2 separate regions of the Homo sapiens genome follow, and region 2 is linked to region 1. The links are chromatin contacts, found by Hi-C or POLR2A ChIA-PET in ENCODE. All regions are on one chromosome and are shown on one strand. The core of a region is the stretch at or near the end of the contact, and the rest is flanking DNA. Distances in the headings are between cores, read along the strand shown. Region 1 holds the start of ITPK1 (inositol-tetrakisphosphate 1-kinase). Region 2 overlaps BTBD7 (BTB domain containing 7).

Region 1 (6,042 bases), core at 1,953-4,452:
AGGCCAGGCATGGTGGCTCATGCCTGTAATCCCAGCACTTTGGGAGGTCGAGGCAGGCAGATCACTTGAGGTCAGGAGTTTGAGACCAGCCTGGTTAACACGGTGAAACCCCATCTCTACTAAAAATACAAAAAATTAGCCGGGCGTGGTGGCGGGCGCCTGTAGTCCCAGCTACTCAGGAGGCTGAGGCAGGAGAATGGCATGAACCCGGGAGGTGGAGCTTGCAGTGAGCCGAGATTGCGCCACTGCACTCCAGTCTGGGCAACAAAGCAAGACTCCGTCTCAAAAAAAAAAAAAAATACAAAAATTAGCTGGGCGTGGTGACACGTGCCAATAGTCCCAGCTACCGGGAGGTCAAGGCAGGAGAATCGCTTGAACCCGGGAGGTGCACTGGACTCCAGCCTGGATGACACAACAAGACTCCATTTCAAAAAATAAAATAAAATAAAATAATAAAATAAGATAAAATAAAATAATATTAAGAAAAAAAAAGAACTTCATCCAGCTCCTGTTCAGAAGTGACCACACACACACTGTCTTCAGCATCCCTCCCAAGTTCCCCTGGTCCATTTCTCAGGCCTCATCTTCCTGCCCATCTCCATCTTACCGTGCCCTTATTTACGGTGTTCTTCCCTTTTCACCCTCTGAAACTTCGCACCTGTTTTCGCCTTTGCCTGGAATGTTGCCTCCTTCCCCCACTGAACTCCTTCCTACTCATCCTTCAAGATCCTATGCCACAGTCTCCCCAGTCATGCAGCAAAATGGGACAGATTGCCATCTTCCTTCCCATTTCCCTCTCAGCTCTCACCCCACGTTTCCTTTTTTCTTTCTTTTTTTTGTTTTTGAGATGGAGTTTTGCCCTTGCCGCCCAGGCTGGAGTGCAATGGCGCGACCTCGGCTGACCGCAACCTCCGCCTCTCTGGTTCAAGCGATTCTCCTGCCTCAGCCTCCCAAGTAGCTGGGATTACAGGCATGCGCCACCATGCCCACCTAATTTTGTATTTTTAGTAGAGATGGGGTTTCTCCATGTTGGTCAGGCTGGCCTCGAACTCCTGATCTCAGGTGATCCGCCTGCTTCGGCCTCCCAGCGCCCAGCCTCATCCCGTGTTTCTAATCAATGGCTTGTGTCCATTTTCCTCTGCCACACACTGGGCTCTCGTGTGTTTGCCAAAGGAGTGAGGGAATTCCAGGAACCCTCCTGAACCACCCAGCCTCAACTGGTCTTTCAGTTCCTAAGAACAGCAGGACATTTAAAGTCGATGCCTGTAATCCCTACTGCTGACTTCAAGTATCAAGTTTATAGTTGCTGCCCCCATCCCCTTCGTTTTTACTCCCTTAGCCGCCTTCTTTTTTTTTTTTTTTTTTTGAGACGGAGTCTCACTCTGTTGCCCAGGCTAGAGTGCAGTGGCACGATCTCAGCTCACTGCCAGCTCTGCCTCCCAGGTTCACGCCATTCTCCTGCCTTAGCCTCCCAAGTAGCTGGGACTACAGGCGCCCGCCACCACGCCCGGCTAATTTTTTGTATTTTTAGTAGAGACAGGGTTTCACCGTGTTAGCCAGGATGATCTCAATCTCCTGACCTCATGATGTGCCCACCTCGGCCTCCCAAAGTGCTGGGATTACAGGCATGAGCCACCATGCGCAGCCTCCCTTAGCCTTCTTTTATCCATCTTGTGCCTCGGCCCTAGGGGTCCTTGCTATGATCTTCCCTTTATCCAGCTTTCCATGTCCCCCCCAGGAGCCAGGCATTCTAAGCCACAGAGCTGACCCTGGAACCTGTCACCACTTACCTTCTAGGCTCCCATGGCCTATGAAACTCGCAGTACCCTTGCCTAAGGCATGCAGTGCCCGTCCCTAGCTGGCCCCCTGGAGGAGTCCTGTTTCCCACCCATCGTCTTTTCCACTCTCCATCCATCCGTTTTCTCTACCTTGTTAAAGAAAAAAACTAATCAGATTCTCGTTAAAGATGGCAGGGAAGCCAGGCGGGGTGGCTCAGGTCTACAATCCCAGCACTTTGGGAGGCCCAGGTGGGAGGACAGCTTGAGGCCAGGAGTTCGAGACCTGCCTGGGCAACACAGTGTAGTCCCAGCTGCTCGGGAGGCTGAGGTGGGAGGATCAGTTTAGCAGGGGTGTTCGAGGCTGCAGTGAGCTATGACTGCACCATTGCACTCCAGCCTGGGCAGCATAGAGAGATCCTTGTCTTTCTTTTTTTTTTGAGACGGAGTTTCTTAATGTAGGCCGGCCAGGGTGATCACATACCAAGCGTGGAGATATTCTTGACAGCAGGATTCTGGCTAAAACTGGACTAAGAAGGCCAAGGACAGAGCCCAAGGTCGGGGCCTGGTCAGAAAGAGGTCTCGGAGGAGCCTGACTCAAGTGTGATCAAGGGAAGTCTTGGTCACCCGCTGGCAACTTGGCTTTTTCTTGTCTCCCAGCCTCAATTCAAGCTCATCCCCCTTCCCTGCTCCATCAAAATCTCCTTGATTTCCAAGGCCAGCTTCAGTGTCTCCTCTCAAACTTTTCTGAGCCTTCCCTCCACGGGAATCCATTTTTCCTGCCTGGGCCTGGGGAGAGAAGTCCATTTCTCCTTCCCAAACCCAGAGACCATTGAGGCAGGAAAGCTCCCTGGCTGCCCCATAGGGCAGGGCAGGGTAGGCGGGGTTTAGTGACTCCCCGGCGCCGACGCTGACCCGCACCCCTGAGGAAGGGGTCTCCGGGGACGGCCGCTGTTGTCGCTGTCGCCTCCAGTCCCCGCCCCTTCCCCCCTCAGTGAAGGGGACCTAGAGTGAGAACTGGTGGTCACGTCCTACGCCTAGGAGGGCCCCTGGGTGTTCACCCACCCCCCCGGGGGGCCCCATCCTGGGCCAGGGTCCGCTTCCTCGAGGGAAGGGGCGAATTCCTGGAAGGTCTCCTTCCGGGCGCAGTTGCAATGGATTGCCTTGGGGGTGCTGAACCCTGCTGGGGGTACAGAGACGTTTCCGAAACTCAGCGGCTCGGTCGCCCCCAAAGGCCAGGCGGAACACACGCCCACACCGCGGCTCCCTTCCCGAAGTAAGACCGCCGGGCCACGGCCGCCCCCAGGAAGCCCCGCGCCCCGCACCCCACACCCGGGGACACAAACAGGCGCCGGGTAGCCGCGAGGGCCGGCGCGGCGCCTTTAAGAGGCGGCGGGCGGCGCTGCCCCCTGGCGGCCGCCCCGCCGCTTCCTCGCCGCCGCGGGCTCAAGCGGGGCGGCCGGGCCAGCGCGGGGCGGCGGCGGGCAGGGGCGGCGAGTGCGCGGGCGCTCGCCGCCGCCCTTCTCGGCGGGCAGCGCGCGAGGACCAGGCCGAGGAGGAAGTGGCGGCGGCGGCGGCGGGTGAGGATCTCTGGCCGGGCCGAGTGGCCGCGTGCGCCCCGCCGGGGTCCAAGCGCGCCCAGGGGTTACGGCCCGGCTGGGAACATCAGAGGGCGAGGACCCGGGCGGGAGGAGGAGGGAGGAAGGGCTCGGAGGCCGCGCTTCTGCCGCCGCCTGAGGGCGTGTGGCTCGGGCCCGCGCGGCGGGAGGGCGGGCAGGGCGGGGGCGGTGTCTGCGGAGGCCCGGCTTCCCCTCCTGCGGGCCCTGGCCCCAGCTCCGACTCAGACTCAGGCTCAGCCGTGCCCCAGCCTCAGCCGGCAGGCCGGGCGGCGCGGCGCTCGCGAGCCGGTGGGCGGGCGGGCGAGCCCGCAGGCGGCGGGGGCGTGGGCGGTGGCAGCTTGGCCCAGCCAGTGGCCTTCCGCGCTGAGCGCCGCTCCCTCCTCCCGGCCGCCCGCCGCGCCCCGCCCCGCTCCGCTCCGCGCGGCAGGACTGCGCGCCCCAGCTCCGATCCCCGTTCCGCGTCCCCGCCGCCGGGAGGAGGTGCCCACTCGCTCGCGGCGCGCGCCGGCCGCCAGACTCGGCCTGTGGGCGATTTCCTCCGGACCCAGGCTCCCCGCCCGAGGAGGAAGATGCAGACCTTTCTGAAAGGGAAGAGAGTTGGCTACTGGCTGAGCGAGAAGAAAATCAAGAAGCTGAATTTCCAGGCCTTCGCCGAGCTGTGCAGGTAAGGAGGGACGCGGCGCCGGCGCCCGGGGACCCCCGGCCCGAGCCCGGTGACCCCCGGCCCGAGCCCGGTGCAGCCTCATTAGTTGTTTTGGGAGATCGGAGCCAAACGGGAAGAAGCGGCGCGCGGGGAGACTGAGTCCGAGCAGCCAGGTGGCGGTGGCGGCCGCCGGCCGCGTTCCAGGGAAGCGGTGGCCGGTGCGGGCGAGGTGGCACGGACCGGGGCGTTCAGGTGCACTGTGACCCGGCTGGGGAGGCCCCCAGCAGCCCAGGGCGCGGTGGGAGTTCTACTGAGGGTTGCGGAGGGACCTGGGAAATCGGGGCATCCACGCTGTGGGGTAAGGGCTTGAGGGTACTTTTGGACCGGAGTGTTTTTCTTCCTTCGTCCCCTTCCCTTTCATGAAGAAAGGGCACCCACGTTTGTGGACCACCTACTATGTGCCCCGCGTGTGCTCGGCTCTTGAGGCTGTCATTGCATATCATGAGGTTAAGCCCAGTTGAAGCGAGTAGCAATTCTTGGCATGTATGTGGTGATTTGCTGTCTCATTAGAGCCTCGCAGCAGCCCTGCAAATTGGCCAGGGTGGTGATTCTGGGCCACCTGTCTGAGAACGGGGACCGATCGGCAGAGGAGCGGGGTACCTAGCTTGGGGTCCCGCAGCTAGGGAGTGGCTGGTGCGTAGAAAGTGCTGGGTAAATGCCCGTGGTGTGGAGTGGCCTTCTGCCATCTGGGCTGTGTGCCCCTGCTCCCACCATGCTGGTGCTCCTTGGCGGAGTCTCCGGTGTTTAACAGATCACGTTCTTAATAAATTACAGAACTACTGAGTCTTGGGTCAGGTAGGCCTTCCCTTGCTCCACAACTGTAGCTTTGCCTCTGAGAAGCAGTTAAGCCCTTTTCTCAATGCAAGCCTAAGAGAATCTAGCTCTGAAAGCCTTTTGCAAACTCCAGGTGGAAACCTTTTGTGATGCAGCTTGTTAGACTGATTTTTGAAAATGGGCTCTACTTGCATTTTTGTCCCTGTGGGGGCCCCACACATCTTGGAGAATTGAACAGTTGGGTTTCCGTAACCCCTGGTGCTCCTGGGGGCCCGTGGCTGGTCTGAGCTGGCATGCGCAGGTGAGCCTGGCAGCACCTCTGTGTGCCTCATGCCTTTCCCAAGGGCCTGCTGCTCCTTTGCCCCGTGCAAGCCCCGCAGGCGCTCTTCCTGCAGCCAGAGGGGCACAGCTTGTACAGGATAGTGCCTGGTTCTTTATCCCTTGGTCTGGGGATGGGGTTGGCTGCCTTCTCCCAGGCCGGTTTCCCTAGAAGACAGGCTCTTCATGATCAATAGGGCATGCAGAGTGGCCCCAGCAATTCATGAAGAAATCAGGAGGAGCTCGAAGCCAGAGCTTTGAAAATGAGTCTTAGGACCCTTGGAACATTACAAAAGGGTACTTGAACGTTGTACCGCGGATACACTCACTTGTGGGAAGGGCATTCTAAGACACTAAAGAAATTTGGAGCAGCTGCTTTGGCATGTTCTCGAAGTCCAGTTCTGATGTGAGGCACCGGAGCTCCCCCTGCAGTCATGTAAGACTTGGGAAATCCCAGCGAATACCTCGCACCCTTTGTACTGCTGTCTGTATTTATGTCATCTTGTGTCTGCAACTCAAGCTTGAGGCTTGTCATTGGGTTGGCTTGTTTTGCTTGGTAATTAGGAGGCTCTCGCAAAATATTCTTCGCCGAGACTCACAACTAGGTCCTCGTGCTGGACCTGCAGATTGGCTTGACCTTGTAGACATTCTTCCTTTAAAGGGGTGGGAGGTTCAGAGCAAGCTATGCTATCAACGTTCTGGGGAGTAGAGCATTACTTTCTCTGAAAGAGTTGTTGTCTTCAAAGTCTAGTTGCCTTCCTTTGGCCAAAATATTGGCTTCAAAGAAGGCAGAAGTCATCAGGGCCATTCTAGAACCCGAGGAAGCCCACTTTGTGTTTTCACTAGGGAAGCT
Region 2 (6,042 bases), core at 2,500-4,999, 200 kb before region 1:
AAATTGCCCAAGATCATACAGTTTAGAAATGGCAGAGTCAGATCCAAACTTGGGCAGTTTTGCTCCAGAAGTCTTTATCGCCACTGATTTATGCTTCCCCTACATTGTAATTGCCTGTTCAACAGTTTGCCCCACTATGAGCACCTTTGGGGTATTGTTTGCTTGTTTGTTTGTGACGGAGTCTTGCTCTGTAGCCCAGGCTGGAGTGCCATGGCGCGATCTCAGCTCACTGCAACCTCCACCTCCCGGGTTCAAGCGATTCTCCTGCCTCAGCCTCCCGAGCAGCTGGGATTACAGGCACGCACCACCACGTCCAGCTAATTTTTGTATTTTTAGTAGAGACGGGGTTTCACCATGTTGGCCAGGCTGGTCTTGAACTCCTGACCTCAAGCGATCCACCCGCCTAGGCCTCTGAAAGTGCTGGGATTATAGGTGTGAGCCACTGCCCCCCTTAAAAGAAGCACCTTTGGAGGAAAAATTATGCCTGTCTTGTTCATTGTTATATCCCCATGTGCTTAGCACATACTAGGTGCTCAGAAAATATTTAAATGAATGAAAATTCTTATTTGAGGGAGAGAGTGTTTTGATTAAATTCTTCTCAGTACCTTTCATGTAGTGTGTCAGTAAATGCAGTAATGTTTTCATGCCTACTTATTATACAAAGTGAAATTTTTATGATCAAGTTAATCATGGTTACAAGCTCATTTTTTATAACCTCTCTTAATTCCTTTTTGCCCTATACTGCGTAACGGTATCACTTTGCAACTGTAAAAACTAGTGCTTTGTAGGCCTCTTTCTCATATTATCCCTCTGTGAACTGTTAAAATATAGATCATTTTTAATTAGTTTCTAAAGGGTATGTAGGAAATTGTATAAAATAAAATTATACTAGTAGATGGACTCTGATCATTTATACTGTTTAACCTTTTAACAAATTACAGAGGTGTAATTTCTCTGTGTGTAGAGGTTTTTTAAAGTATCCCATATTTTAAACCTTGACTGTTACCTCAAAAAAAAAAGTGGTTTATCTGTGTCCAGTAGTCACATGGTGGATAATGATGTAAGGCATGCACATTGTGTTCATGTGTTTGTTGGAGAAGTTGGAATGTCATTATACTTCAGTAGACTTTTCAAATGAAAAATCTGAAAGCTACTTCTAGCTGTAATTCTGCTGTAATTCTCAATCAGGTCAGTAGACAGAGAACCAAAAAAGTCTTCCTCCTCTCTGAATGTTCTTGCCAAAGCCTGACTTCTTTGATTAATCTTTCTTTTCTGTATTCCTTACACTCTATTACAGGGCTTCTCAACCTTGGCACTCTTGACATTTGGGGCCAGGTAATTCTTTGTTGTGGAGGACTGTCCTGTGCCTTGTGAAATGTTTAGCAGCATCCTTGGCTTCTACCTGTTAGAGGCAAATAGTATCCTTCCCCTTTCCCCTGTCCAGTTGTGGCAATTTGAAATGTCTCCAGACATTGTCAAGTGTGGGGGTTAGGGAGGGTGGAAGGGGAGAACAATCACCCCAGTTGAAAATTGCAGCTTTCCTACATCATTCTGTCCACTTACTCATTTGTTTTAATATCTTCCCCTCCCTCTCACACTTACCTTTTCAGACTTCCTGCCTCTCTGCTACTGCCTCATTTCTCTGAACCTTTTTGCAGCCATACTTCTAAAAAAGAATTGTAAAACATCTGTTCTCTCCAAGTTTTCACTTGCAGTTCAGTTTCCTCTTTTGAATTCTATTGAGACCACATTTTTCTAGTTTTCCTCTATCTCTCTGGCCGTTCCATTTTTATTTTCTTTATCAGTTCTACCTAGTTGGACAATGGCATCATCTTTGCCCCTTTCTTTCTTGTTCTCTGTTATTCAACTCTCAAGTCTTCCTTTCTTGCCTCATTTCCTAGTGCTTAATGTTGTCTCTCATATGTGTTGTCCTATTCATTTTTATTTTTTTTGGTAAGAACACAATATGAGATCTACCCTTTCAACAAATTTTTAAGTATACAATACATTATTGTTGACTATAGGTACAGTGTTGTACAGTAGATCTCTAGAGCTTACTCATTTTGCTTAACTGAAACTGTATGCCCGTTGATTAATAAGTCTGCATTTCCCCCCAGCCCCTGACAACTCCCCTTTCACTCTTCGATTCTATGAATTTGATTATTTTAGATACTCACTTATCATTCTGGGTAATGACCAGGCCTAGATAAAGACCTCATATAAGTGGAATTATGTAGTATTTGTCTTTCTGTGACTGGCTTATTTTACTTAGCATAATGTCTTCAAGGTTCATCCATGTTGTCACCATATTTCCTTCTTCTCTGAGGCCAAATAGTATTCCATTTATGTATTTACTACATTTTCTTTATTCATTCATCTGTCAATGGATATTTAGGTTGTTTCCACATCTTGGCTGTTGTGATATCTATTAATTGTTAAGCTGGTCTCTGTATTGAAATCTCCTTGCCTATATTTCTCCATAGTTTAACATCCTGCAAGGACCAGAGCAGATTTTGTCTGTTGTTTTTTGGTTTTGGTTGTTGTTATTGTTAGAGACAGTGTCTCATTCTGTTGTCCAGGCTGTAGTGCAGTGGTGCAGTCATGGCTCACTGCTCACTGTAACCTCAAATGCCTGGACTCAAGTGATCCCTCATCTCAGCCTCCGGAGTAGCTGAGACTGCAGGCACACACTATCACACTTGGCGAATTTTTCTGTTTTTTTGTAACAGCCTGTTGCCCAGGCTGATCTCAAACTCCTGGGCTGAAGCAATCTGCCCACCTCGGCCTCCTGAAGTGCTGGGTTTACAGGCGTGAGCCCCCGCATCTAGCTTGCACCTCATTTATTAAGGGTTCGTTATGAGCCAGGCACTCTTTAAGGTCTTTGGACTATATAGTTACTGAAATAAGACACAGTCCCAGTACTCCAAGAACTTAGTCTGTTTGAGGACATGGAAATTTTAATTCATTGCTCTTACAGAGTGAGTATGGAAATTGAAGTGTATCCCAAACTTTCTGGTAGCATATAGGAAAGGGATGATTTCTCAGTTTGATGTAAACCTCATTCAAGTGCCACTTCTTACATGCAGGCTATCCTGGTCACTACCCAGTCTGATTTGTGTTTTTATACTCTCCTTTACTCAGTTCTCTTTCTTTTCCAGCCCCCAAATCATCAGCATTTCCTATGACTCAACACTTAGCTTTTCATTCATTCTTCTAGATCCTTTTCTTTAGGAAATGGATTTAATTTCAAGGGTTCAGCTGAAACTTTCAAATTTGTAGTAGCTCCAACAAAACATTTTATTGTGAAGTAATACACATACAAAGTACATTAAATAAATCTAACTTAAAAAAACATTATTTTAAAGCTGACATCACTCTGGCCATGAAATAGAGCACTGTAAGTATTCCAAAAGCCCCCCTCATGCCTCTTCCCAATCATAACCACTTTCTTCCTCCTTTTAAAGGTTACTGCTATTCTGATCTTTATGGTAATTTCCTTGCAGATTTTTAAAAATAGCTTTATTCTTGATTACCAGCTGAATATTTATCCCAAAACAATATAATGTCATTTTGGGAGGACAGTAGAGAAAGACATTTTATCATATCCCGTTTTGTGCCTGTATTTTGAATCCGCAAGATCACCCCCAGGTTTGGTGAGGAGGAAGCACAGAACTCAACATATAGTATGACTCAGCTAAGAGTTACTACAGCAAAAAAAATACAAAGCGAAAATGCCCATGGGGCAACGTCCAGAGGAAACCAGGCACAAGCTTCAAGAGTCTTATCCCAGTGAAGCCGCGTAGGATGCATTGACTTGTTACAATCCTTGTGAAATGTTGTCTTCCAGGGAAGCTTATAAGAGACTCACTGCCCAGGGTGTTTATTGGGGTATAATCACATAGGCACCCTCTGTCTAGCTTGTACCAAATTCCAAGCTCCCAGAAGGAAAGCAGATATTCAGCATAAACCATATTGTTTGCACAAACAGTTTAGGCATAGTAAATCACCCTTATTAAATAGTCAGGGAATTATGGGAACACTCCCAAAATCCAATTTCCCAGAGACCTGCCAAGGGCCATCTTTGCATGCAGGCCTTTCTAAAGATAGCAGTCTTAGGCCTGCTATGTTGTCTTTTTGGCATAGTACCTTTTGCTGTTTCTGAATTCAAAATTTAAATAAGTAAAAAATCAATTATCACTTTATGTTATGTTCTTTTTTTCTCCACCGTTGTTTTCTTTCCTAATGTATCAAGATTAGCTGGGTGTGGTAGTGTGTGCCTCTGTAGTCTCAGCTACTTGGGAGGCTGAGTGCTGTAGTGCACAATAATTGCACTTAGGATTAACCACTGCACTCCAGCCTGGGCGACATACCAAACCCTGTTTCTCTTAAAAAAAAAAAAAAGTATCAACATTAGCTCAGTGCAAAGGTTGACTACTATGATATGATTGAAAGTATATTCCGGCCGGGCGCAGTGGCTCACGCCTATAATCCCAGCACTTTGGGAGGCTGAGGCAGGCAGATCACTTAAGGTCAGGAGTTCGAGACCAGCCTGGCCAACATAGTGAAGCCCCATCTCTACTAAAAATAAAAAATTAGTTGGGTGTGGTGGCACATGGCTGTAATCTTAGCCGCTCGGGAGGCTGAGGCAGGGTAATCGCTTGAACCCAAGAGGCAAAGGTTGCAATGAGCTGAGATCGTACCACTGCACTCTTTCTTATGAAGGTTTCTGTGATTAAGTTTGGAAAGGATGAATTAAACAAAGTTAAACAGATTTCTTAACTACAGGACTCTTAGCCTTTTCACAGGAATGTGCATGACTTGGTGACTGCCTACATGTCCTGCCTCATCTCACGTTTTTTTTCCCTGACCCACTTTGCTTACTCTGCCCAGATTTAATCTAGTACTAAGGATCAAATTACAATTGTCTATGTTACATGGGCATTTTCTCAGTTTGCCACAGCAATATTATGATCACTTTACCATCTTGAATATGAACTGTCCCTCCATCTCTGCTCAATTACTGTGTCAGAGCAAGCAAACGTTTTTACTATTTCATTCATAGATTCAGCAAAATTTGTTAAGCACCTACTATATTTGCCAGACACAGTTCTAGGCACTGGAGATACAACAGTGAATAAAAGAAAAACCCTGACCTTATATAGTTTACCTTATAGTGGGGAGTGGAAAAAGGGAACAATAATTAAAAATACATGTTATGCCCAGTATGGTGGCTCACACCTGTAATCCTTAAACTCTGAGAGGCCAAAGTGGGAGGATCACTTGAGGCCAAGAGTTCAAGACCAACCTTTATAACACACCAAGACCTCAACAGAAAAAATAAAAATAAATTAGCTGGGCACAGTGGTGCATACTGTAGTCCCAGTTATTCGGGAGGATCACTTGAGCCCAGGAGTTTGAAGCTACAGTGAGCTATGATTGTGCCACCACACTTCAGCCTGAGTGACAGAGTGAGACTGTCTCTATTTTTTAAAAAAAATTAAAAAAAAAAAGACTGGGCATGGTGGCTTGCACCTGTAATCCTAGCACTTTGGGGAGGCCAAGGTGGGTAGATCACCTGAAGTCATGAGTTCGAGACCAGCCTGGCCAACATGGTGAAACCCTATCTCTACTAAAAATACAAAAAAATTAGCTGGGCATGGTGGCAGATGCCTGTAATCCCAGCTACTCGGGAGGCTGAGGCAGGAGAATTGCTTGAACCCGGGAGGCAGAGGTTGCAGTGAGCCGAGATCACACCATTGTACTCCATCCTGGGCAACAAGAGCAAAACTCCATCTCAAAAAAAAAAAAAAAAAGATACATTTTGCTCCTAGGCATATACTTAAGAGAAGTGGAAGTACATGTCTACACAACTTGTACAAATGTTTGTAACAGCATTATTCATAATAACCAAAAAGTGGAAACAACCCAAATGTCCATCAATGGATGGATGGATGAATGAATAAATCAAATACAATGTGGTATATCCATACAATGAAATATTATACAGCAAATAAAGAGGAATAAAGTAGTACTGATAAATGC

What was found. Hi-C counts contacts between places; a loop is a spot of excess contacts on that map. ChIA-PET counts read pairs that join two places held with the same protein, here RNA polymerase II (POLR2A). Pooled maps may share reads with other maps.
Region 2: a pooled map shows a loop between it and region 1 (2.6-fold over the local background). The contact joins the enhancer-like site here to the promoter of ITPK1 in region 1. A Hi-C loop is called at or near these places in 1 of 37 single-sample maps with no recorded cell type and 1 of 50 pooled maps. POLR2A ChIA-PET finds 5 or more read pairs at or near these places in 2 of 52 experiments (activated T-cell and naive thymus-derived CD4-positive, alpha-beta T cell).

Annotation. Positions count from the first base shown.
Region 1 is chr14:93,113,085-93,119,126 of GRCh38, reverse strand. ITPK1 (inositol-tetrakisphosphate 1-kinase) reads left to right here and starts at 3,202. Exons shown (of 11, transcript NM_014216.6): 1 at 3,202-3,355; 2 at 3,822-4,058. The coding sequence starts at 3,964.
Region 2 is chr14:93,315,723-93,321,764 of GRCh38, reverse strand. The region is part of intron 1 of BTBD7 (BTB domain containing 7); the gene reads left to right. Among named protein-coding and RNA genes, the nearest start is that of BTBD7, 14 kb to the left of the region's middle. Within about 2 kb of position 3,749, at least 4 of the 41 ENCODE cell types and tissues checked have a DNase peak (open chromatin) inside an H3K27ac peak, as active enhancers do.